3 separate regions of the Homo sapiens genome follow, and regions 1 and 3 are each linked to region 2. The links are chromatin loops, found by intact Hi-C in ENCODE. Cell type or tissue: dorsolateral prefrontal cortex. All regions are shown on one strand. Each heading gives the region's core, and the rest is flanking DNA. Links, peaks and the distances in the headings are about the cores only.

Region 1 (8,174 bases), core at 1,452-6,451, 140 kb after region 2:
GCTTTAATATGTAATGTGAAGATTTAAAAAGAAAATTCTAGAAATGTTTCGAAAATTTGTTTGAAATTAATTTTAGAATACTTCTTAAAATTTTATTGATTTTACCGTGATATTTAATGGATAAGATAAGCCTATATCCAATTCTCATTATAAATAATATGTATTCATTTGCTGCTCTGTTCTTCACCTCCCCTCTTCCTCAATGAGATACAAAAAAATTTATTCTGAAAGGAAAACTTAATTTGTGGAAGAGTGAAGGGAGGTTAAGAGACATTTCTTATAAAAATGTACATGGCTTCTTAAGAAACAGCCAATTAAATGCTTTAAACTGCCATGTGTAGCTAGGGGAAAAAAAAGAAATCTCCTGTAGGACTTAACTTCCTCTACGCCGATTTCAAGGGCCAGTCCTGTCCCTCCCCGTACTTCTCTCCAGTTCCTCACACTGACCCCTCCTTTTCACATGGCCATCTAAGGCCACACCTACTGCAAGGAGAAAACTGCCCAGCTACCAAAGGAAGGTCACACTTGAGGAGCACTCTGGCCAGAGAGAGAGAAGGCTTCATCCCACCTTGGCCACGGTCTAGAATCGGCCATGGCAGAGTGGCCTTGCTGGGCACAGTGAGCAGCAAATCAAGGCAGCAAGTCTTTTTTTTTTTTTTTTTCTCCAGACTGAGTCTTGCTCTGTCACCCAGGCTGAAGTGCAGTGGCATGATCTCAGCTCACTGCAACCTCCACCTCCTGGTTCAAGTGATTCTTGTGCCTCAGCCTCCTGAGTAGCTGGGATGACAGCTGCCCACCACCACGCCTGGCTGATTTTTGTATTTTTAGTAGAGATGGGGCTTTACCATGTTGGCTAGGCTGGTCTTGAACTCCTGACCTCAAGTGATCTGCCCGCCTCAGTCTCCCAAAGTGCTGGGATTACAGGCGTGAGCCACTGCGCCTGGCCTTAAGGTAGCAAGTCTTGGTGACTTGGCACACTGGAACACAGAGCCACTGCGGGCTGCATGGATGCTCTGCTGTGGCTATGCACAAACGAATAAATCACACATGGCAAAACTCTCTGCTTAGTGATTCCATCGTAATCAAGACACCAGCCGAATTCAGGGAAGCATGAGATCAGGCGACTATGACAACAAAGCAAACAAGATATGATATTTATTACTCTTATTATTTAGAACTTGTAATATTTTCAACCACAATTCTGTCAGACAATGTATTCCTTCAATACACAGGAACACACTAAGGCAGTAATACATTATCAAAAGCCAACTGTTAAAAGACCAGAGTAAAAGCAGAATTTAGACAAAACAAATAGTCTCCCAGACTTTTTATTCCTTCCAAACTTGTTATTTTAAGTTATAATGTGAAATGTTTTATTTGCATTATCACTTCCAGAGCTCTGCATGCATTTCTGTTGGCATATCTTTGCAAATGGACCCACAGGATGCATTACTTCGGTTGTAAAATGGTACTTTTATTGCTTATTTGGGAATATCTTTTACAAGTATTTATCAGTGATACATCTGTTATGCAAGTATTAATTCAACAGGTTTCTTAATCCAAATCTGATTTTTAAAAATCATCCCTGATATATTCTTTAATTCACATAAATGTTCTACTTGGCTTTAAGCATATTCCAACATATTGGCTCTTTCAACACCAGCCACGTTGACATTCTCAACTGACTTGCAAAAATTGACATGGCTTGGGAAGAAGCCAAATTTAAGGCAGGAGGAGGGAAGGAGGAGGGCTTTCACCATCTGAAGAAACAGAATCTGCTTTAAAACTTGGCAGTGCAGAGAACCTAAAACACACGCAATCAAAATCACCCCCATCTTCCCTAGGATATTTTCTTTGCTTCTTCCCAACAAAATCTCAAGTAGCTTGATGATTACTAATATGATCACAGTAACTGCATGCAAAGGAATTTTACAGGCAAGTCCTGAAACACGCCTCTAATTACATGTGCATGTCCCAAATGAACAGGTGTTTGAGGGTGGGGATAAGAGAATATATGCATTTTTATTATTACTAGAAAATTAAGTCCTCAAAAACTAGTGCCAAAATAATGTCCCCAGAGATACATGGAGTCAATCAAACTCTAAATTATACAAGTAAATAAGCTTGCTTCCAGCATAACTCCTTGCTCTCTTAAAAAGACCACTTTTCAGACACATAGCACGTGAGGCCATGTTTAATTCCTAACGTCTTTTTACAAAAATGAACAGAATCTGACAAAGGCAGGCATGAACTACACTAAATTATGGTCCCTCCACTCACCTTATCTTCACCATCACTAAGGCAGGGCAAACATTTCTGCACAGTGGACTTGGTAGATCTTGGGACAGCCGCGATGCTGTCAATGAATCTATCTAAACACTCTGTCATCTACCATCATCTGACAGAATACTTGGTCTAGAAGAAATGGAGTTCCTATTACACCAAGAACTCCTCTGATTATAATATACTACTTCTGATTTTGCATATAATGCCAAAACATATTCTGGAAACGTCACACCTTCTTTGCTGGGCTTTCTGGCCTACTGGGTACTCTCATGTCAGTTAAGCTCCACAAACATCTCGTGATCACCTAATACCTCACAGAGTGTGCTCATACCCATTCCAATTGGAATAAACTACTTTTAAAGAAAAATACCGTTTTCACTATTGAAAGCTGATCTAAAATGATATTAGAGTCCTAGTACATTGGGTTGAACCATATGAAATTGCCAACATTACACCATTTTTTGAGCTGCGAAATGCCAATTCTGTAAAATGTAACCTAATATAGAGTTCCTAAACTTGAGAGGACTGATTTAAAAAAACAACAACACAGGCATTGCTGGAATTTTTTCATAAAGTACACAGGCCTGGGAAGCAGCAACTTCTAGCTGAGCTTTACCACTAGACAGTGCCTAAAATAAGTCACTTTCCCTCCCTCAGCCTTTTTCATTGTGAAAAAAAGAAATTGAAAAAATCTTAGGTTACATTTTCTCTTTGAGAAAAATGCTGAAAAGTAACTGGCCATAGCAGCTCTAAAGGAAATTAGGAAAGAAGACTAAAGGTGGCAGAAAATAAAATTTCTATATTTTACCTTTCTTTTAAAAATTTTTGCCTGGCTTCACTTAATGAAAGGATTTGTTTGTGGACAACAATACAACAACAAAATTCTATTTTTCCCAAGACAACAAGAATATCTTAGTCTAGGAAACATCAGCAAGAAGAAATGGAAGACTAACAAATGGTAAAACACTTGTACTTCCAATGAATACAGGAGGCCTGTTAGCATTAAGGACCTGAAGAATTTTAGAGCTGGAAATAAATTTAATGATGTCTAGAAATCAATTCTCCAACCTCACAATGGGACTTACAGTAGAATATGGGTCTGTTCAACTCCCAGTCAAGTAGTCTTAATTATAAAATGGCAGGAAAAAAATCCTATTCCATATTTAATCCAAAGCCAGACATCAGGTGAGACCCCTAACAGCTCTCAAGTAACTCCTCATCAGCCACTCCAGGCCTTTCATTAACAGGGCTCTAACCTGCCTCTTCACTGCATATGTTTTGGCCTCACAGTCTTGTCTTTTCTGAGTTTTAGACTTGTGTATTCCTCTAAAGACAAAATTGGAAAAAAAGCTAAAATATCCCTTCAAAAGATAATTAAACCTAACAAAGAAAACTGTATCAAAATATTACAGGTAAATATACATAAAGTATTTCCCCCAAATCATTTCTAAATAAAAATAAAGCAAATTTGTTTTAAACTCAAACATGTAACTGTCTGAACTACCAGCAGATGGCAGAGGCAGAGGCTGGGAAATTTTCTAACAAAAGAAGAGAAGAGCTCAATATGGATTCCTGGATTCCCACATCCGGGAGAACTTGAGATCCTTGAGGTCCTAGAGAAACACTGCAGATTCCTCTCCCCACACCCCCTTGAATCTTTCTTTTAGCGGAAACAGTAAATTTTTTGCTTTAACAATATATATTCTATAATTTTAAGTTTGAGTCAATATTGAAACAGTATGGAATAAACTTGGTCCTCTACTGCTCTAAAGGTTTTGAACAGATTTTAATTAAATAAAAAAGATTAAAATGTAAAAACAAATCTTTCATATTATGAAAAGTAATATGAGTTCATAAGATTATGAGTTCAAAAAAACTGTTTGCTAGTTTTGTTTCAATGACATTGGTTATCTTAAATATACTTTCACCTAACTTATAGTCACACTCACTCAGAGAGTTAGCCAAGTAAATTCACTAGAAAACACATCCCGCTAAGGGTGGAGCTTGCAGTGAGCCAAGATGGTGCCACTGCACTCCAGCCTGGGTGACAGAGAGAGACTCTGTCTCACAGAAGAAAAAAAAGGTCCCGCTAAGAAGACGCAAAGAGTAGAGAAGAACCAGAGTTAATGCAGCTTGACAAAAAATATATATGGTAAATGTTTTTAAACAGAAAATTAGTATATGTTTTCATGTGGTTACACTCATAAAAGAAATAACTATTTTATTGGGTAGAATCTTACAATGCAAAACTAAACACTCTAAATCCAAAATACTATATTGGTAGCCTGGGGCATATCTTAGGCAAATCAATGAATTAATGACCCATCACAAATGTCACTCTAGAAGGATGTCAAATTTCATGACCCTGTTTAAAACTTTTCTATTCTCAAAATCTAATGAAACTTGTCAACTTTATAGTAGTTTATCTTTCTTTCCTAAGCAGAACATCCCCTCTGCTTTATAGCACTCTACCTGAACAGCAAATTCCTTCTGTTTTCTACTATCTTTTCAAATCCCTAGTGTTTAAATCAATTTTTAAAATGGCTGTTCTAATTGTTATTAGAACATTTATATATTATATAAATGGCTGTTATGCTAAAAACTGTCTGTGTCATCTACATACTTGGAACCTGTATTTTCTAGACCAGCTCAGGCAACAGAACTCATTGTTAAGATGGACGCCTCTCTCTATGCACTGTGGCAGTGTGGCAGCCACCAGCAACATGTAATTGTTGAGATGTGGCCAGTGTAACTGAAGAAATGATATTTGAATTTGATTTAGCTTTAAATACTTTAAATAGCCACACATGGCTGGTGGCTGCCACACTGGATAGCACAGCTCTACAGAACCAAAATGAGCAATGAGAAATGATTAAAACTGGAAAAATGTAACAAAAGATACAGAGTCAGAAATGACTAAAAACAAATGGACTTTTAACACAATTCAAACTGGAGCCCTCTAAGTTAGATGGATCAGAAAAGGAAGCTACAAGTGAACCTCCCGCTTTTTCCCAAAGGTCATTATTTGGTTCTTGAGCCAGGAGGCCCATTCAGACATGGGTTGCCATTGTATTTTTTTCTGTTTCCTCCTTAGCCAGTATGATAAATCCTATAGTTAACGACTGCATCATTTTGTTTTTATATGAGGGAAGTGAAATACAGATACTTTCATAATGATCAGATGTCAAAAGACAGAAAGCAGCTCAAATTTAAGTCACTGCCAAATATGATCCTCAGGCTACACATTTTCCACAGTTGAAAATACCTTATTTTAAAAAGATAAAATAAAATTTTCCACTTTTATTCTATTTGAAATTATATTTACGGGTGACTAATCCTTTTGTTATTTATAATTTCCTTAGGTCAAACTGGAATCCATTCCATTTTGTAGAATACAATAAATAGATTCAATTAAGACAATTAAACAACAGAAAAGCATACAATTATATCCAAACTTTGCATCTCTTCTTGGATTTTTCTCTGACATAAGATCATTCCAAATGTTGTGTCCAGAATGTAAGATCCGTGGAAGCAAGGACTTATTATTCTTACCACTGCATCCCTGGTACTTGACAAATAACACGTATATCCCATAGATATTTGTTTGAATGGAAAGCAGTGGAAAGAAGTAGAGTGATATGAATGAATACAACTGCAGAACCTGATTAATGAACATATTTAAGATAAGCCAGGTTAAAAGGAACCAACTAGTTTTTGATGCCAGCCATACCCACTCAATAGCTTCAACAAACATTAACAATGAATATATCTTCCTTAAGGTGGGCATTACAGAGCTTAAATAGGAAATGCCAAGCTCACATATTAGCCCAGATAACAGGAGAATCGGCAAGGAAATCCCAGAATACAGAAGAACACAGTAGTGATATGTTAATATCACACATTTTATGCTCTTAGCAGTGACAATTGTTAACACTATCAGTAAAACTCTTAATCATCAGTACTTATGCACTGTTTACCATGTGAAAGTCAATATGGATATAAAAAGATGAAAAAAATGGATTCTCTAAGCTTACCATATTATGGGGGAAAATGCCACGTAATAGAATTGGGCTAGGCCATATCACGCTGTCTCCCAAATACAAAAGAACACCAAAACAAGTTGGCAGATGAGAAATTCCAAATGAGTCCTAAAGGCAGTGAGAACTGTTGAGCTCTGAGGATGGTGCTCAGAAGGCGCCCATGCCGAGACAAATCATAGAAGAGAGAGGTTAGAATGGAGCCTGGAGGGAAAGCAGGATTTTGAAATGCAGCAAGAGGAAGGGTAAGCATTTCAGGGGAAAGGCAAGGTGGAGACTAGGCTGGAGGGAAGCTAAGGGCAGCAAAGGGCATGGGATATTTAAGGGACTCTGTTAGTTGGGGGTTGGAAGACCAGTTTGAACGCTGATGTTATTTTTCTCTAAGATATCTAATCAACCAAAATACAGGTAAAAAGTAATACAAGTGTAGGATTTACTTTAACATCTTATGTTCAGATACTTTAGCTTAGACCTTTCTCTTTTATAGTAATAAATTTTAGGTGCCTAAAACAAATATTAAAAATTATCACCAAAGAGGATTAAAGTTAAGTGTAGCCTTTGTGCGGTGGCTCATGCCTGTAATCCCAGCACTTTGGGAGGCTGAGGCGGGCAGATCACTTGAGGTCAGGAGTTTGAGACCAGCCTGGCCAACATGGTAAAAACCCATCTCTACTAAAAATACAAAAAACTTAGCTGGGCGTTGTGGCACAGGTCTGTATTCCCAGCTACTTGGGAGGCTGAGGCAGGAGAATCACTTGAACCTGGGAAGTGGAGGCTGCAGTGAGTGGAGATCACGCCACTGTACTCCAGCCTGGGTGACACAGTGAGACTCTGTCTCAAAAAAAAAAAAAAAAAGGAGTGGAGGGCTCCTGTGATCTTGTGGGACCCAATGATAGCATAAATTGCATCATTTTTCTTTTTCTCATTCTTTTTTAGAGTAATACAATATGCTTCCCCTTGATTATCCTTGTAATTCATTTTAAACTGACCTCTCCACATGTATTTTTAATAGTTTATATCAAATATTATAAAAAGAGTCATAAAATTCAGAGTTTTCTTCCCAAAGAACATGTCAGCCAAAACACCCTATCAAAATATTTTTGATTTTGTGGAATTCTGATGTCCATTTAGCCCGGAAGACAGGTATAGCAAATGAATACACTGGTAATACATATTTCTGTCCCTCCATCTTTCAAAGGGAAAAGTCTTTAAAAATTATTTTGAGAATCAAATTACGTTATTGTCAAATAGGCAAGCCCTAAGAATTTACCCCAGGAAATACACTGTATTGAACAAGAGATACATGTTTTCATCTTTGTCATGGCTTTATGCATATTCATTCATTCGGCAGGATATTTAAGAATACACCCTGGAGGAGGAGGGGAAGGTGTAACGTGGGGTATTAGCGGCTTATGTAGCAGAGAGGAGAATCGAACACATTACTGCCTGTCTGTGAAGAGGAAGACGAGTCTGAGAAATCGAGGCCAGACCTGTAGGAGGTGAATCAACAAAACGCTGCTGAGGAAGCCACAGGAAGAGAGTGTGCCAAGGAAGAAGTCCATTAGGTCAAATGCGCAAGGAGGCAGGCACAGGGCAAGTAGTGAACTGCTCTGCTAGATCTGGGTGTGTCGTTGGGGACCTTAGTAAGAGGAGTTGAGTGGGGCAGTGGTGATGGTGGCTAAGAAGATGGGGAGTAAAGACTGAGAGGCGGGTACAGGGTACACCCTATCAGTTCCATCAGTGATCAGGACATTCAGAAAACAGAGAAGGTGCTGGGGCTGACACTGCTGGTGCAAATCCCAGTTCTGTTACTGATTGGTTGCGTGAACTTGAGCAAGTTCTAGACTCTGA
Region 2 (7,778 bases), core at 2,775-7,774:
TTAGAAAACTTAGTTCTGGGTCTTAGACAATGTGAAATGTTTAAGATGAAAAGCAAGGACACAAATTAACAATGAGCCTTATGTCATTTCAATAGCTTCTCAACATCTGAATGTGTCTGTGCTGTCATTAATAGTGTCACTTTTTGACCTATGAAATCAGATTTGTTATCAAAAAGCACAAGTCATACTGGTTTGGCGTTTTTTTAATGCTGTTATCAGGGTGCTGAGATTTGGCTTTAAGTATAATTACATTATAATAACAGAATTGAACTGATTTTTTCCAAACCTTATGTGGGACTCTTGGAAAAATTAATTAACCTCACCTTGAGGGAAAAACGTAACATTTGCAGGGCTCCTGCTCTGTCATCTACTGCAGTCCTTAGCACGCCAGATCATCAATAGATACTGGTTTCATGTGTGAATTAAACAAATACTTAATAAATGAGTAATACACCTACTATAGTCTAGGTTCTCTTCTATGCTCACATACACCAGTGGACCAAACTGATAAGAAAGACAACAACCCCTGCCCTCATGGAGTTTCTGATAAAAACGTGCAGAACCCCCCGAACAAATGGCAGGATTACTGCTGCTTGTGAATAACGTTTTCCATGTTATTGTGTAGAATGCCTTTCCTATGACGTTCCCAAGGCTCACTACAACTACCATTATTCACATTTTACTCTAGTGGCAATGGAGGTGAAACAAACCACGAGAGGTTACAGAGGACACTGGGAAGGAGTCAGAAATCAAAATGAGTACATTATTTCTACTCGGAAAGCCTCAGCTAGACAGAGACATTCCTAGCCAGATGAGGTCTGCCCAGCCTCTGGCCTGGGTTGGAATGAACGCTGGCCAACAGAGCTGAACACTGCGTAACATCCGTCCCTGTGAGCCCTGCACTGAATGACTTAGAGAAGTTCTCAGAGATGCCACAAAGACTGACTTTTTTAAAAAAGTTTTTATTTACTTTTTTTTTTTTAAACTTTAAGTTGAGGGGTACATGTGCAGGATGTGCAGGTTTGTTACATAGGTAAACGCATGTCATGGGGGTTTGTTATACAGAGAAGATTGACACTTATTGTAGGTATTTTAAAAGAAAAATGTATTCACTCATACTTACAAACCAAATTTGCGTAAAACCCTGGAAACACATGTTAAAAAGGTATATTGGAGTAAAGGAAGAAAGCCGTCTTTTGCAGATATAAAAGGGTAATAATCCTGCAGACATGGTTGCCCGCCTAGTGCTGCAGAAGAGAAATGACTTGCTTTCGAAATTCAGGCAGGCTCCGCTCCAGCCGACAGCCTCCTTGGAAACATCACTTGCAAGGCTTGATTTCAGAAAGACCCTTATTTACAAGTATTCACATTTATAGCTAATAAAAAAAAAAAGGAAAAATCTCCCTTGCCAGTGTTTTTTTTTTCCTTTCCTTTCATGGAAAAAAAAAAAATGAATGCAACCTCTTGTAACTCCATTAATAGAGGAGGCTGGCAGGCTCTCTAGGACATCCCTACCTTTTGCCAGAAGCTACAAATGTATACTCTAAAGTAAACAATGGAAAGGTTACTGAAGGTTAAGTACATTCACACACTTCAGACAGCATGGCCAGGCTCCTAGCTGGGAAGATAATTTACCCGGCACGAACCTGGTGCCCTAGTTCTGGCGGGGTTGAGCGAAGTAGGGTGGGGAGAAGGAATAGCTGATATGTCCCAGGTCTACAGTGACTAGAGGTCAACCAGAGGGCACCTCTGTTTATAACCTGAGTCCCTTTCTCATTTATCTTCCACTGAGGATTCCCTAGTTGGATCCATGACAGGTTTTGTGACATCACCTGTCAGCTAATAATAGAAATTCAGTCAGCCACCTGCCAGCCAAGATGGATGGGTTTTTGGTTACAGACTTATTAACCGAATGTGGAGCTCCATGCCCCACCCCTGCCCCACTTCTCCCAGCCTGGTCCCTTCCATTCCCCTCCCCATCTCCAGCTTACAGGCTGGGGAGGTGCTTCCTACAGCGCTCATTGGAACTCCCCCACAACCTTTTCTAGATGCTTTATAACAAGATCGCCACTGGCACCTTAAAGACACAAACCACACCCCATGGCCTTGCCTTGGTTCACCTGGGAGTCTCAATCACTGACTTGCTCTGGTGGCTGGAAGACAGGAACCCAGACATCCGGTGTGAGAAGCCACACAGCCACTTGGCAGTGATATGTGGGGTGCAGCCCCAGGGGCCAAGGGGCTTATGCCTCCCAGAGGCTGACAGAATTGAAGCCTAGAGCTGTATTAGCACCCCAAATTGAAACCTGACTAGAGACAGATGACTTAGAGTGCTCTTAGAATACAGTCAAAAGACTTAGGATTTTAGCTGGTTCAGAGCAACCATTGGGTGAAAAAAAATCTAAAATGTTTCTTCAGAATCTTTTAGTTTAGTTCGCCTGAATGTGCTGGTAAAAAATAAACTATAATTATGTTCTTCCAGGAAAAAGTGACTTCAAAGAACATACATTTTTACCGTAAATTTGTGTTTAAAAATCTTGTAATAAATGAGACTCTAACATGGCCAATAGTTGGGAATAATTTTATTTTCCTTTAACAACAAAAATGTTTCCAGACACTTTCCCTAATGATGGGACTGGAATCGGAGAGGCCACCTGCTGTGTGGGTGGCAGTGAATCGAGAGGCTTCTGAAGACCAGGGTGCCTCTGCCTGCGACCCCCAGACGCCTGTGTGTGCCTGGAGCCCCCTGCACGCGCTCTCGGGGCTGGACGAGACCAGGAGGCTTTCCTTCCACTGCCTCCTGTGTCACAGGCCCTCGGCTCCATCTGGACTACTGAGAAGAATGTATACCAGGAGTCCATTTGCAATCCAAGCTCTTTTGTGTAGTTAAAATGATAATGTTGCCATAAAAATGACAGTTTAAAAAAGGGGAAAAGGGAACGGCTGGCTGTTAAGAGAACAGGCCCTCCACTTTCTGAAGGATCTATACGCCTCAGCAGGGCCCCCGTCCTGAAGCTGATGCACACTGGGAGAGCTATTCTCCATACACAAGTGCAGCCCATTCAGTGACACGAGTTCTTTCCTGGCAAATAAAATGTACCCTTAGATCTTTACAGACATCACCACTTTGGTCCCTACGCCCCACTGGGTTTTTATTTTGGAAAAATAGTTTCAGAGCTGTTCACAGGCAGCTTGTTTTACTCTGTGAACTGGATGTAATGTTGTGAGATTTTTAAAATTAGATTTCCCAGTTTTTAAGGGACACCTGAGTTGGTAAAGCCTTTGAATCTTTAAGGATGAGGTTAGCGAGGATTTCTACTTGTTTTTAGAGCCTACAGATGTAATTCTAGGTATATTCACTACAAGTGCACTTTGGGCCTAAAACGTATTTATGTGAGATCCCTTGATTAGCAACCTTGGATATCAGCTTTGCCATCCAGACAGCAGCTAGAGGAAATCATTAAAAATGAAATGACCTCTTTCTCTGGCTTCTATGTGTAAACATTTCACATATTACAAAGGTATTTTCAATACAGCCAGAGGTGTCTGGTGGGTATCGTGTATACTGTAGCACCAGATGCCCCAGATAAGACCTTCTACTCCCCAGCTAGTTGGCTTTGGGCAAGTACTTAGATTCCACGAGACCTTCATTTTCTCATGGATTTTAAAATAGTATCAATGTCACAGGGCTGATGTGAAAATGAAATGATAGCACTTAGAAAAGGGCCCAGCACACTGGAAGTGCTCAGGAAACATGGGCTGCCAGCCACGCTCAGAACAAGCTGTGTACAGGAGCGGTGGGTGCAGCCACATCTCATAGACAGGGACCAGGAACAGTGAGGCTAATGTGCTGAAGGTCGCTGACTGCGAGGCAGACACAGATAAGAGAATGGTCGGATCTACTGGAGTAAGGTCACCACCCAGCACTAAGGTGCCAATTTCTTCCCCTCTCTACTATTGCATTTATCAGAATATATGATTTTGTCATTTCAAATCTGAAAGCCAAACGGTAGAACGAAGGCTGGCAGGGGAGCTGAAAGGAATGGGAGGGTCTCTGTCAGTGGGGAGGAGAGGGAAGGGAGCCAGCAGGCGTCACTGATGTGGCTCGGCCTGCGAGCGTGTTGGTGGCCAGCGCTGCACCCATTCCTAAGACCCCTGACTTCCAGAACAAGGCTGCAAAAGACCACCTGTTTCCAAAACAAGGCCGTGTGGATCCTTACCACGACAGCTTGTTAAATTCCCTAGAAGTGAGAACTTGCTGGGTAGGGGACATTAGAAACGAAGCCCAGGCTTCATTTTACTAAAGTTCAAATCTGAGGATTTCCGAAAGAGGGCGGGGGAGCTCGAGCTGTCGAACCTGTAGGGTGGCATTTCCTAGAAGTGCACATGTATTCAAACTGGCCACTGGGGGATCTTTATTTTGTGTAGAGGTAGATGGAATCTTTTTGAATACTTGTATAAGCAATAAACGTATATGGCTTAGAATTCGAAAGCCTGTTTTGATTAAGGTAAAGCAAAAGAAGGGGTGCCTTCCAAGTGTCAACCAGAAATGGCCATATCCCAGATTTAATTCTCTCATCCCTTAACACTGCCAGTGGGCGTCCAATTAAATAAACAAAACGACACAGGAACCCCCCACCTCTCAAAAGTCCCAAGTTCCCTGTTGGCCTGACTGTGAAACCACCTTCCCGGAACCTCCCAGGCCAGGCGCCTGGGCTTTCCTGGGCCAGTGACTGCAGCGCCGCCACTTACCAGGAGATGGCGGCTGGAGCTTGGGCTGCTTTTTGGTGTCCCCGGTGCTGAAGACTTCCGGCGGGGGCTCCTCCCCACGTTCGATCTTGCACTCAAAGGCAAACAGGTACTGAATATACTGCTTTTTCAGGGAGCTCGCTGCACTGCTTGAGGTGCCAACGTTTAGGTTGGTTGCCAGCTCACGCCACTTCTTGTTTTTATTAACCTAGTGAAAAACACGGCAGGATCATTGGTTTGCAACAAAGTGGCTTGTTTAAAGCCAGGAGACAAAAAAAGCACTTAATGTCTTGGTTGACTTTTCTTCATTTGCCTCTTTTAACTAATGCTCATTACTCCCACTCAGCAGTGCATAGGCAGCATTTACAGTTATAAAACCATTAGGGAACCTGCTGATGGCAACAGAAAAAGCACTGCTCGGAGGTCCTTCTGCCCGCCACATCTCCCAACGCCTCACGCTCATCCCACTGCACCTCCAATTAAGGAAAAAGGGCATCTCAAAACATTTAAAAAGCAACAACGGCACTATTTTCCAAGTTAGGTTTTTGGGCACTGATGTGAAAGTGCTCATTCCAGCAGCTGCAAGCCCTCAGAAGTGGGCCTGTGATTCTGGGCCGTACCCATCCCCTCACCCCAAGACTGCTTGGGGTGTCAGGCAAAAGCAAAAGCAGCACCTCGTGCAAAGGCAAATGAGCCCCTGGACCAACGGCCCCCAACTTAAAAAGCATGATGCGATGCCACTGGCCACCAGCCCTGCTGACGGGGCAGGTGCACACCTTCCTGTGCGGTGCTCTTACTCAAGGAGGCTTAAAGGGCTGGAGACAACACAGTCGCAAAAGGAGGAGAAAGAAAGAGAACTCCTGAAATGTGACGTCAAGATCCGAGGCATTATTTTAACCTTTTGATTCCCACTTGGGAACAGGTTATGAAAGGTTAAACGGTTAAACACATGGATGAAACATGAGGATTTGCAAATAACTTGGGGAAGGTTTTGCCTTTTGATGTCTCCTGCGTTGTGTGGCAAGGGAGGAGGTAAGGGGACAGTGGTTTTTAATGAAATATTAAATTTCTGGGTTCAAACTTTCTCACACGGCTCTTCTGTCCATTTACTTAGTACTCGGTGGTGTATAATAAATTGTGGATGCTCCCGGAGATGCCCACCGCCCTCTTTTGGCACTGAATGCAGGGCTGCAAACTGTGGGTCTTCAGGTTACTTCAGAAATGGCAAGCTGGGCGCTGCTCAGTGTGACCTAAGAAGGAAGGCTGGGAGCTGAGCTTTGTGTGGTGGCAGCACCTGCTCCCAACCACATCTGATGCCCACAAGGTACACAGCATGATGGGGTGGGGACAAAGATGCAACCCAGCTACATTCCAGCAACCCTCATTATAAGCCCGCGGAGAGTCTCATGACAGACCCAGCCTGGTTATATATACTGTGGACACAGTCACAGTAAGGAAGTAGCCAGACACTATCTACTCTGTGCTGGCTGATAAAATCTAATCGTTTGAGCAGTCTTGGTGATTCTAAAAAATCCATGTCAGAAGAGGCTAGGTGCAGGGGAGAAAGGTCAGGGGAGTCCAGGGGCAGAAGGCAAAGGAGCCCAGGTGCAGAGGGGAAAGGTCAGGGAGTCCAGGTCAGAGAGAGGCGTGTCTCAATCATTCTCTTTGCTGACCATCACTCACACGTGGTATCACACGACTTAGCAGCTGGTTATGCAGCGTCATGGGCAAGCTCTAATTCTTTCTGTCACAGGTCTCAGTTCCCCCATGGAATGGATTAGGCACCTAGTGGGAAGGCTAAGCACAAAGAAGGCCTCCCCTTTCTCCCCCGAGACGCAGCACTGAGACCACGGTAGGCCGTCAGTGACACCTGCAGGGCAGATGACTTGCCCTTGGATAGTTAGTGACCCCCGCCACCTTGGTGGGGCGCAGGGCGCCTGATTCTGACTGCCTGTTAGATTACCTTGGGCACAGAAGGTTTCATTTCATTGATGTCGGGTGGTAGCCCAGGTACTGACAGCTTTGAAAAGCTGCCCAGGCCATTCTAATGCATAGCTGGACTCCAGAACCAGTGGCAAATGGGAAGAGTATGTGTCTGGAGTCAGACAGACCTGGCCCCACCAACTACCCTGTGAGTGTCCCTGGGCTACAGCATTATTCTATTTTTTAAAAAATATATTATTTTTTATTGAGACAGGGTCTTGCTCTGTCAACCAGGCTGGAGTATAGTAGTGTGATCAAAGCTTACTGTAACCTTGAACTCCTGGGCTCAAGTGATCCTCCCACCTCAGCCTCCTGAACAGCTGGGACTGTAGGTGTGCATCACCACGCCCGGCTAAGTTTTGTAGTTTTTAATGGAGACAAAGTCTTACTGGGGTCCCCAGGCTAGTCTGCAACTCCTGGCCTCAAGTGATCCTCCTGCCTTGGCTTCCCAAAGTGCTGGGATTACAGGTGTAAGCCACTGCACCCCATCCTGTACTTGATTTTGTTACACAGGAGTTTTCTCATCTATGCTTTGGGGCTGGTGACTCATGTATTTAGAAAGACAAAGGTTACACAGTGAGTACCTTTTCCCTGTTCCTATGACAGGGCGTGGTCCTACAACTAGACTCCTGATTAAGGAGCGAGGGCTACAGTGAGGAAAGCCGGTGCCTGGGGTATGAGACTTCAGGACGCACTCACTCTGAGAGTCAAGCAAGCACACAGTGGATAGCTCCTTAAATCTGCACCCCAGGCAGCTCCCCTGTCACACCTCAGGCCTAGCCCGCTGGAGGTCACAGCAATGGCCCTCCTAACTGTCCAGTTATTGTGGGCATGGTTTGACAAGTATCACTTAATTTTCCTGCTAACCTGTTCTGGATAGAGGGAAGCAGTAAATGTGACTTATATCTGACACAGATAATTAATTCAGTCATTTGTAAAACATTTCTGAGTATTTACTATGAACTACTGGCAGATTCCAGAGAATTCTGGAGCTGTAAGAAAACCTACAGGAAAATCTAGTCTGGCCCGCTGTATACATGACGAAA
Region 3 (8,174 bases), core at 1,909-6,908, 620 kb after region 2:
CCTGCAGGGATGGGCAGATAGAGAGGGGCAGCAATAATTAGGATTAGGGCCCCTTCCTGTGGGCTCTTGAAGGTTTTACATGTGCACAGGATTGCTGGTAATGGAATCAGATCTGTTCTGAAAGGTGTAGTGATTGGACTGATGGTAACAGAATCAAATCTGTTCTGAAAGGTGCAGCGATTGGACTGATGGTAACAGAATTAGATCTGTTCTGAAAGGTGCAGCGGTTGGACTGATGGTAACAGAATTAGATCTGTTCTGAAAGGTGCAGCGATTGGACTGATGGTAACAGAATTAGATCTGTTCTGAAAGGTGTAGTGATTGGACCCAAGTGGGTGCAAGAGTAAATAAGTGAGGCAAGAAGAGGCTCAGGTAATGCTCCAGGTGAGGAGATGGTAGTGGGAGGGTGGAGATGCAGAAAGTAGGTCGGAGAAAGAATTTGAAGGCAAAAAGAATAATCTTGGTGACCACTTTGTGGGTGAGGGAGAGTGAATGTCAAGGATGACCCCCCCCCCAAATTTTTGCCTTATGTAGCTGGGTGAATGAGGGCATTGATAAATGGAACACTGGGAATGAGCATGTTTGACAGAAGAATATCATGAATTTGGTTTTGAGTATGTTCAGTTTGAGATACCTTGGAACCATCCATGTGGTTTTACCATGTTAAGTAAGTAGTTGGTTATTTACTAGATTATTTGTAGGAAATTTTTTTTTCCAATTTCTTTTAGAATATTACCTAAAAGTTATACTGAGAGTGACTTTTTTTTTTTTCCTTTTGAGACAGGGTCTCACTCTGTTGCCCAGCCTGTAGAGCGGTGGCATGATCTGGATTCATTACAGCCTCAACCACATGGGCTCAAGTGATCCTCCCACCTCAGCCACCTGAGTAGTGGGTAGCAGGGACTGCAGGCATGTACCAAAATGCCAAGCTAATTTTTATATTTTTTGTAGATATGGGGTCTTGCCATGTTGCCTAGGCTGGTCTGGAACTCCTGGGCTCAAGAGATACTCCCACCTCGGCCTCCCAAAGTGCTGGGATTCCAGGCATGAGCCACCACACCCATCCTTCAGAGTGACTTTCTTAGTGGAAATAACCTTTGTGTTATCATTTTATCATTCTTTTTTTTTTTGAGATGGAGTTTTGCTCTGTCACCCAGTTTGGAGTGCAGTGGTGTGATTTCGGCTCACTGCAACCTCTGCCTCCTGGGTTCAAGTGATTCTTCTGCCTCAGCTCCCCAAATAGCTGGGACTACAGGCGCACACCAACACGCCCAGCTAATTTTTGTAGTTTTATTAAAGATGGGGTTTCATCATGTTGGCCAGGCTGGTCTTGAACTCCTGACCTCGTGATCTGCCCACCTCGGCCCCCCAAAGTGCTGGGATTACAGGAGTGAGCCACTGTGCCTGACCCCATTTTCTCATTCTTAGAATACATAGATATTTAAACATTGTTGATGGGTAACAACTTTTTCCTATTTTTTTTGTCTTAGGTTATTTAATAGAAGGGAAATCACTCTTCCTTTATATTTCTCATTTATTGATACAAGTGTTCCTGCTTAACCACAAACTAGATAATACGCCTCCTTTTCCTTGGTAACACGGTGGGTGGGAGCCGAGGCAATCAAAGTGTAAAAATCAGACAGCATCTCTTCCCGCCACTGTGTCTGCAGACCTCCCAAACTGAGGCACGGTGCTGAACACCTCCAGCATTTTCATATCAGAAAACTGGCAAATATAGTCAAGGACGATGAGCAGCTGAAATTACAAAGGGCTCTTGGACCACTGAGACAGGATTTTTAATCCTTTTAGGATCAGCCAACCTTTTCTGAGTGTTGCTTCATCTTATGTAAATTCTTAGAGTTCAAGAAAATTCAGTATTTAGAATACAAAGCAGGATGGATCCAGGCTTTCTTTCTTTCTTTTTGTTTCTCCTAGTATTTCTATAGTAAATACGGTTTCAGAAAACACCCCATGTGATTTTGAAACACATTTTGGCTGGAATCTTGGCAACACTCGCCCTTCTCCAAGTGATGCCCTTTAACACACTATTGGAGCTATTGGACCGAGATTCAAATCTCGGGGAATGTCAGGTATCTCTGAAACACGAAGGGAAGTGTGGAAGTGCTTGGGGAAAGTGTTATAGTAAAAATCACAGTATTATGTTTTCCCACCTGAACGCCATCCAATAAACTATTTCTCCATTTCGTTCACAACATACCAGGAAATTACTACGCTCAAAATTCTGTATTACTTCTAAGTCCAACAAGCCACAGATACAACTCAACAAGTATGTGTTCATTGGATGTGAGCCCTGGGAGGCCGGTCCTCTTCATCTTGGTCTTCCTCAAAGCATCTGTCACAGAGGCATAAAGGCAGGTACAGGAATGGGTCTTGCTGCATTGGACCTGTTGCCTATGCTTTGGTTTGGGGAGAGAGTATATACCCCTCAAAGGCAGCTTCCACCTGCTGGCCAGTGGGGAAGAGTTTAACATGACCTAACTTAACTCTGTGCTGGCCAGCTGGGCTCTGAAGTCCTAAAACCGAGCTGGAATCCCGACTATGGTTTACCAGCCGTGTAATAACCCTGAGCTGGTTACATGATCTTTAAACCTTCATTTATGCACAGAGCATATGCAGGAGTTAACTGAGGTGATGTACAAAAAGTGTACAGATAACTATTAACAGTCATCTCGATAATGGGAACGCAAGAGAACCTACAGTGTGTGCTTTTGTAAAACATAGGTAGATGTGAGAAACAGCTCACTTGTACAGTCAATCCTTAGTGGCCCCAGGACAGAGGACTTCTGTGAATTATGGCCCCAGGAAACTTCACTGGAATAAAGACATCCAGCCACTGTACCCTTGAGTGCTCTCAGCTGAAGCCGGGACTTTAAAGGGCCTTGGCATACACGGTGGCTTGTTGTCTTAACCTCAGTTGGGATGAGATAGAATATTCACACCCCTGTCCCCAGCTAAGTTTTTATTAACATTGAGACCCCGTGTGTAGAAGAGCTTTGTGACTGGGTGGTATAATCTATGCAAACGTTACCACACGGAGTTGTTTCTTTCTAGTTTGGTTCACCTTCTTTCCGCAGTGGAGCCGCACGTGTGTTTGTTAGGTGGGTTGAATGCCCTTCCTGAGAAGGAAGCATCTCTCCATGTCTGTGTGCAGGAGAGCGATGACAGAAGGCCACTGTCTGTACCCGGAAAAATCCCAGGACAAGGAGGGCAAAGAGCCCTGGATGTGAGTCCAAGATCTGCTGTCACGTTGTATGGATGTGGGCAGGTAAGTGCCGGGCTCAGAGTCCTCATCTGAAAGATGAAGACCAGAGTTGCCCCTCCATTTTGCCTTGCAGCATTTTTCTGGGTATCAAGAACAAAGGTGCAAGAGTCTTATTCATTCATAAAAGGAAGTTCTGACACCTGCCACACCACAGCTGAACCTTGAAAACATCGTCCTACATCAAAGAAGCCAACGCACTAGGACAAATATTGCAGGATTCCCTTTATGTAAGGTTCCAAGAATAGGCAAATTGATAGATGCAGAAAGGAGAATGGGCGTTCCTAGGGCTGGGGGCCAGGGGATTAGGGAGCTGGAATTTGATGGGTCCAGAGTTCCCGTTAGGGACGATGGAAAAGTTCTGGAGATGGATGGTTGGTGATGGTTGCCCAAGAATGCAAATGTACTTTATGCCACTGAATTGTACCTTAAAGACGGTGAAAATCGTAAATTTTTATGTTGTCTATACTCTACCACAATAAAAATAGCAAAAAAACTCCAATAACCATGGAAAGTCATGGTACAAATTCAGGTTATAATATGAAACGTCAGTTCTCTTTTTCCCAGGGTAAAAGAGACATGGAAAAGAGAGGAGACGAGGGCTGATGGCCTGTCTGTTGGTCCTTGACGTTTTCGGCTTTGCCCGAGCCTGGTGGCTGAGCAGACGCAGAACCAGCAGCCGGGGCCTGGGCCTGGCTGTGGCCCTCTGTTTACTCGTCCTATCCTTGTTTCTTCTGTAAAATGAGGCATTCATTCCAGATGGCCCTCCACGACCCCACCTCACCCCCATAGCGCCACAATTCTCAAATTTCATTCACTTTCTTTTGATCTAGCTCTGTTCTTTTAAGTAATGTCATCTTGGCTTACTTTTTATAAACACATGGGAGCAAATCGTATTTGATTATTAACTTAAAAAAAAATTAAGAACCACCAAGGTGCTATAGGTTCTGAAAAACACCCTTTCCAACGATAAACACCCCATGCAGGGCTTGGCGGCCCAGGTGGCCGAGTCGCCGGCCTTGGAGGGGGCAGCCTTGCTGCTCTTCTGCGCCCTCTGGTGGCCTCTCTCCATCACCGTCGCCACCGCACAGGATTCTTCGGGGCTTGTGCCTTGGGCTGGGTGAGGACACTCACTTGTCTGAGGAGGAGATTTACTCTGGCAAACTTGTGTCTGGTGCTTCGAGTAGAGAGATGGAAAATGACAACTTTCTATTCTGAAAGGCTCTCTATTAGTGGCCGGTGATGAAGATGCCAGAAAAAAGTGGCCCATCCATTATATTTATGTTGTGTGATATTGGACCACAGAGGGTAAAGTCAATGAGCAGAATAAGTAATTGTAACAAGCATTTTCATTCCCTTGGCAGGAATTTACTCATTAGCAGTATACCTATTTTATACGGGGAGATTAGATAAATTAGAGATTAAAGAAAGTGGAACAGATGTTTTTCCTCTGATAAGCATCATTCTATAAGAAAACTCCAGAGGGTTAGAATCAGTGCAGAAAGCAGGAATGCACATTATTTTTTGGTGCTTCCACATTTTGAGAAGGCAAAAAAAAAAAAAAATACTAGGTGGGGGGAGGTTGGGCCAGCGCAGGGTTGCACGCGTACAGCACACCGACACCTCCATTGTAACGTGACTAATAATAGAGCCTTCTGTTTTTTGAGTACGTGCTAAGTGCCTTGTGTACTTTGTGAGCTCTGTGCCAGGTGCTTTGTGGATGTTCTCTTTAATCCCTCCAGTGACAGCGGTGGGGCAGCTGTTTTGTTTCTATTTCACAGATGAGAAAGGCGGAGAGGCTCCAAAAGGGCTAATGATTGGATGGAGATTGGGTCAAGCAGTGGTTCTCAGCCGGCAGCATCATCATTGCCTGGGAGCTTGTTAGAGATGAAGATTCCAGGCCCCACCCTAGACTTCCTGAATCAGAAACTTGGTTGTGGGGTGTGGGGATCTGTACCTTTTTTTTTTTTTTTTTTTGAGATGGAGTCTCGCTCTGTCACCCAGGCTGGAGTGCAGTGCCTCGATCTCGGCTCACTGCAACCCCCACCTTTCGGGTTCAAGCAATTCTCTTGCCACAGCCTTCCGAGTAGCTGGGATTACAGATGCCCGCCACCATACCCAGCTGATTTTTGCATTTTTAGTAGAGACAGGGTTTTACCATGTTTGCCAGGCTAGTCTCAAACTCCTGACCTCAGGTGATCCACCTGCCTCAGCCTCCCAAAGTGTTGGGATTACAGACGTGAGCCACCATGCCCGGCTGTGGATCTGTTTTTTTTTTTTTTTTTTTTTTTTGGCGACGGAGTCTTGCTCTGTCACCCAGGCTGGAGTGCACTGGTGCGATCTCCACTCACTACAACCTCTGCCTCCCAGGTTCAAGTGATTCTCCTGCCTCAGCCTCCCAAGTAGCTGAGATTACAGGCGTTCACCACCACACCTGGCTGATTTTTGTATTTTTAGTAGAGATGGGGTTTTACCATGTTGGCCAGGCTGGTCTTGAACTCCTGACCTCAGGTGATCTACCTGCCTCGGCCTCCCAAAGTGCTGGGATTACAGGCGTGAGCCACCACACCCGGCCGGGGATCTGTATTTTTAAGGAGCCCTCTGGTGACTCTGATGCTGTTGAAGTTTGGGAGCCACTGACCTAGAGCACTGGTCCTCAATCCTCACTGTGCATCTGAATCCACTGGGAGGTTAAAAAACAAAGCCACAGGGGCCTGGACCCCAACCCTTGGAGCTTTGGATGTAATTGATATGGGTGGGGCCTGGGAAATTGTTCCGTGCAGCCAGGCCCCAGGCCCAGTGGGGCGGAGAAATGGCGTGGTGGGAACGGAACTCAGGGCAAGTCTTGTCTCATCTCCAGACCTCTGCTTGGAAGCAACCCGGGCCATTTCTTCAGTTCACAGCCTGCTTGGGTTGTGGGAGACCGCCGAAGACATCTCCTGATTCTACCCAGGAGTCAGAAAGGGCTAACGGCCGGGCAAACAGGTTCCACGTGGACCTGCCATTGTGTGCTCGCCAAACCCAGGGTGGGCTGCCATCCAGTTTTGGCCAGGTGGCTTGACCAGAAGTTGGCTGCTGGTCTTCTGGGGGAGATTTTGTTTTCCTTTAAGAGAGAGCTCCAGGAGGAGACAGCAGATAGACCTCACAGCCTCTCCTTCCTCTGAACTGTGTGGTATAGGGGGCAACGCCTGGCTGTTGCAGCCCTGACTCCCGGACGCTCCCATCTGAGCAAGGGGGGAGGGTGGGAAAAACCTGCCTTGACGGGGCCACCGACAGCACCGTGGCCACTCTGCCTCTGCACTTGCCACAGGAGGAAGCCTTCCCTGGTCCAACTGGAAACCCAACTCAGGTAGCCCCTCGCACCCGCTGCCAGGCAGCTGTCCCATGCCACCCCTCGTGGTCTGTGGCTCAGGTTCTGGGCTTCTGTCCTGGCTTGCTTACCTGGCAGGATGCCAGCTCAGTCACCATCTCCCCACTTGCCTGACCTTCTCCCCCTCCCGCTCCTGAGTGCGCCCTGTGTTGCCGTGTGGCTGTGTCTGCACCTGTCTTGTCTTTGTCAGTATTCACGTTTGAATTGGTCGCACTGCCCAGCACACAGTCTGGGTGAGGCTCAGTGCAGTCAGTGAGCGGTAACTCGTTCTTGTGTAATGAACACATGAAGCGGGGTGGATGCCTGCCAGACACCAGGGTTCAGCCTGGAAGGGGATTTGAAGAGACGTGTGAGTCCCCAGGAGTGGCTCAGAGTCAGGTAAGCATCTGGAGAGTGAGCCCGGGATTTCTCTGCAGTCACGATTTCCATAACCAGAGTGGCCCCCTTCTAACCCTGTTACCCTCCATTAGGGTCTTGCCTTTCTGGGAGCTGTGTTGTTGGCTCAATTCCTTGTGTCTCCACTTGTGACACAGTGAGGTGGCCTTACATATGCGTGCCTTTTCATTCTTACAGGTGCCTTCTCAGGTCCTTCCTTCCAGGTGGGAGAGAAACTCCATTTCTCCCTGCAATAAAAGCTTTATAATGGTATCTATGTAGATGGCAAACTGGCACAGGAGAGAATGATCTGTAATTATAATAACATTTATTCAGTTGTTTAGCCATTCATTTCTTAATTAGACAAATGTTTATTGAATATATACTATGTACCAGACATCAGTCCAATCAATCAGTTAATAGGAAATTAAAGTCTATTTTACAAAGTTCTGTGATAGGGACCACAAAGCATTGAGGAAAAGCTCCCAAACCAGTGATGGAGAGGGTGTTAGACAGTGTATCCCAGGAGGAGAAGGGGCCGTGCTGGGATCTGTGTGATGTGGAGGGTTTTCAGATGAAGAGGAGGGAGAAGAGAATAAGAGCAAAGGAAACAGGCTCTGCCAAAGGCCACAAGATGAGAGGGAGCTGTGAGTCTGGGGACCAGCCTGGGGTTCAGTGTCAGGGGCCAGAGTATGTGGGCGGGGGTATGGTGCCTTGCTCCCAAGTCCAAACTTCATCCCGAGCTCTCCATGTACCCATTACCCAGCTTCCATACTGATAAGTTCACAGCTGGCTTTATCTCTTCTACCACTCCCTTCCCATCTCCAAACTTAGATGATTTTGAAGCAAGGTCCTAATAACATTTTAAAAACATTTTAAAAACATTTTAACGTGTATCTCTGAAAGACGAGAACTTGCTGAAAAAACAGAACCATGATTTCATTATTGTATCAAAAAATTAACAATTCCTAAATAACATCAAACATCCAGGTGGTTCTTAAATTTCTTCTGATTTTTCTAAAAAATATTCTTATACTTTATTTGAATCAGGATCCAATAATTATATATATATTGCAATTGATTGATATGCTTCTTAATTCATCTTTCTTTTTATTTCTGTGCAGTATATTTGTTCAAGAACAGGGTTTC

What was found. Peaks named below come from ENCODE experiments on the same cell type or tissue, not always from the same donor. Only the 100,000 strongest peaks of a DNase experiment are listed, where the experiment ranks them.
Region 1: it touches region 2 in a loop (3-fold over the local background); 91 of 110 quality-filtered maps call a loop at or near these places.
Region 3: it touches region 2 in a loop (4-fold over the local background); 68 of 110 quality-filtered maps call a loop at or near these places.

What each region holds. Positions count from the first base shown.
Region 1 is chr6:157,041,664-157,049,837 of GRCh38, reverse strand. All of the region lies in intron 4 of ARID1B (AT-rich interaction domain 1B), which reads right to left. Among named protein-coding and RNA genes, the nearest start is that of MIR4466, 270 kb to the right of the region's middle. RefSeq lists enhancers at 369-869, 870-1,371. In dorsolateral prefrontal cortex, for the core only: a CTCF peak has its summit at 3,798 (motif pointing right); no DNase peak of the experiment used is centred there.
Region 2 is chr6:157,181,410-157,189,187 of GRCh38, reverse strand. ARID1B (AT-rich interaction domain 1B) reads right to left here. Exons shown (of 20, transcript NM_001374828.1): 13 at 4,753-4,957. Among named protein-coding and RNA genes, the nearest start is that of TMEM242, 140 kb to the left of the region's middle. RefSeq lists enhancers at 2,245-2,745, 2,746-3,246 and a silencer at 5,199-5,493. In dorsolateral prefrontal cortex, for the core only: CTCF peaks have their summits at 4,554 and 4,762 (motif pointing right); a DNase peak (open chromatin) is centred at 4,777; H3K4me3 peaks cover 799 bases; H3K27ac peaks cover 912 bases.
Region 3 is chr6:156,560,729-156,568,902 of GRCh38, reverse strand. No RefSeq gene overlaps it. Among named protein-coding and RNA genes, the nearest start is that of SNORD28B, 190 kb to the right of the region's middle. RefSeq lists an enhancer at 4,384-4,633. In dorsolateral prefrontal cortex, for the core only: CTCF peaks have their summits at 4,133 and 4,340 (motif pointing left); DNase peaks (open chromatin) are centred at 3,936 and 4,332; H3K4me3 peaks cover 352 bases.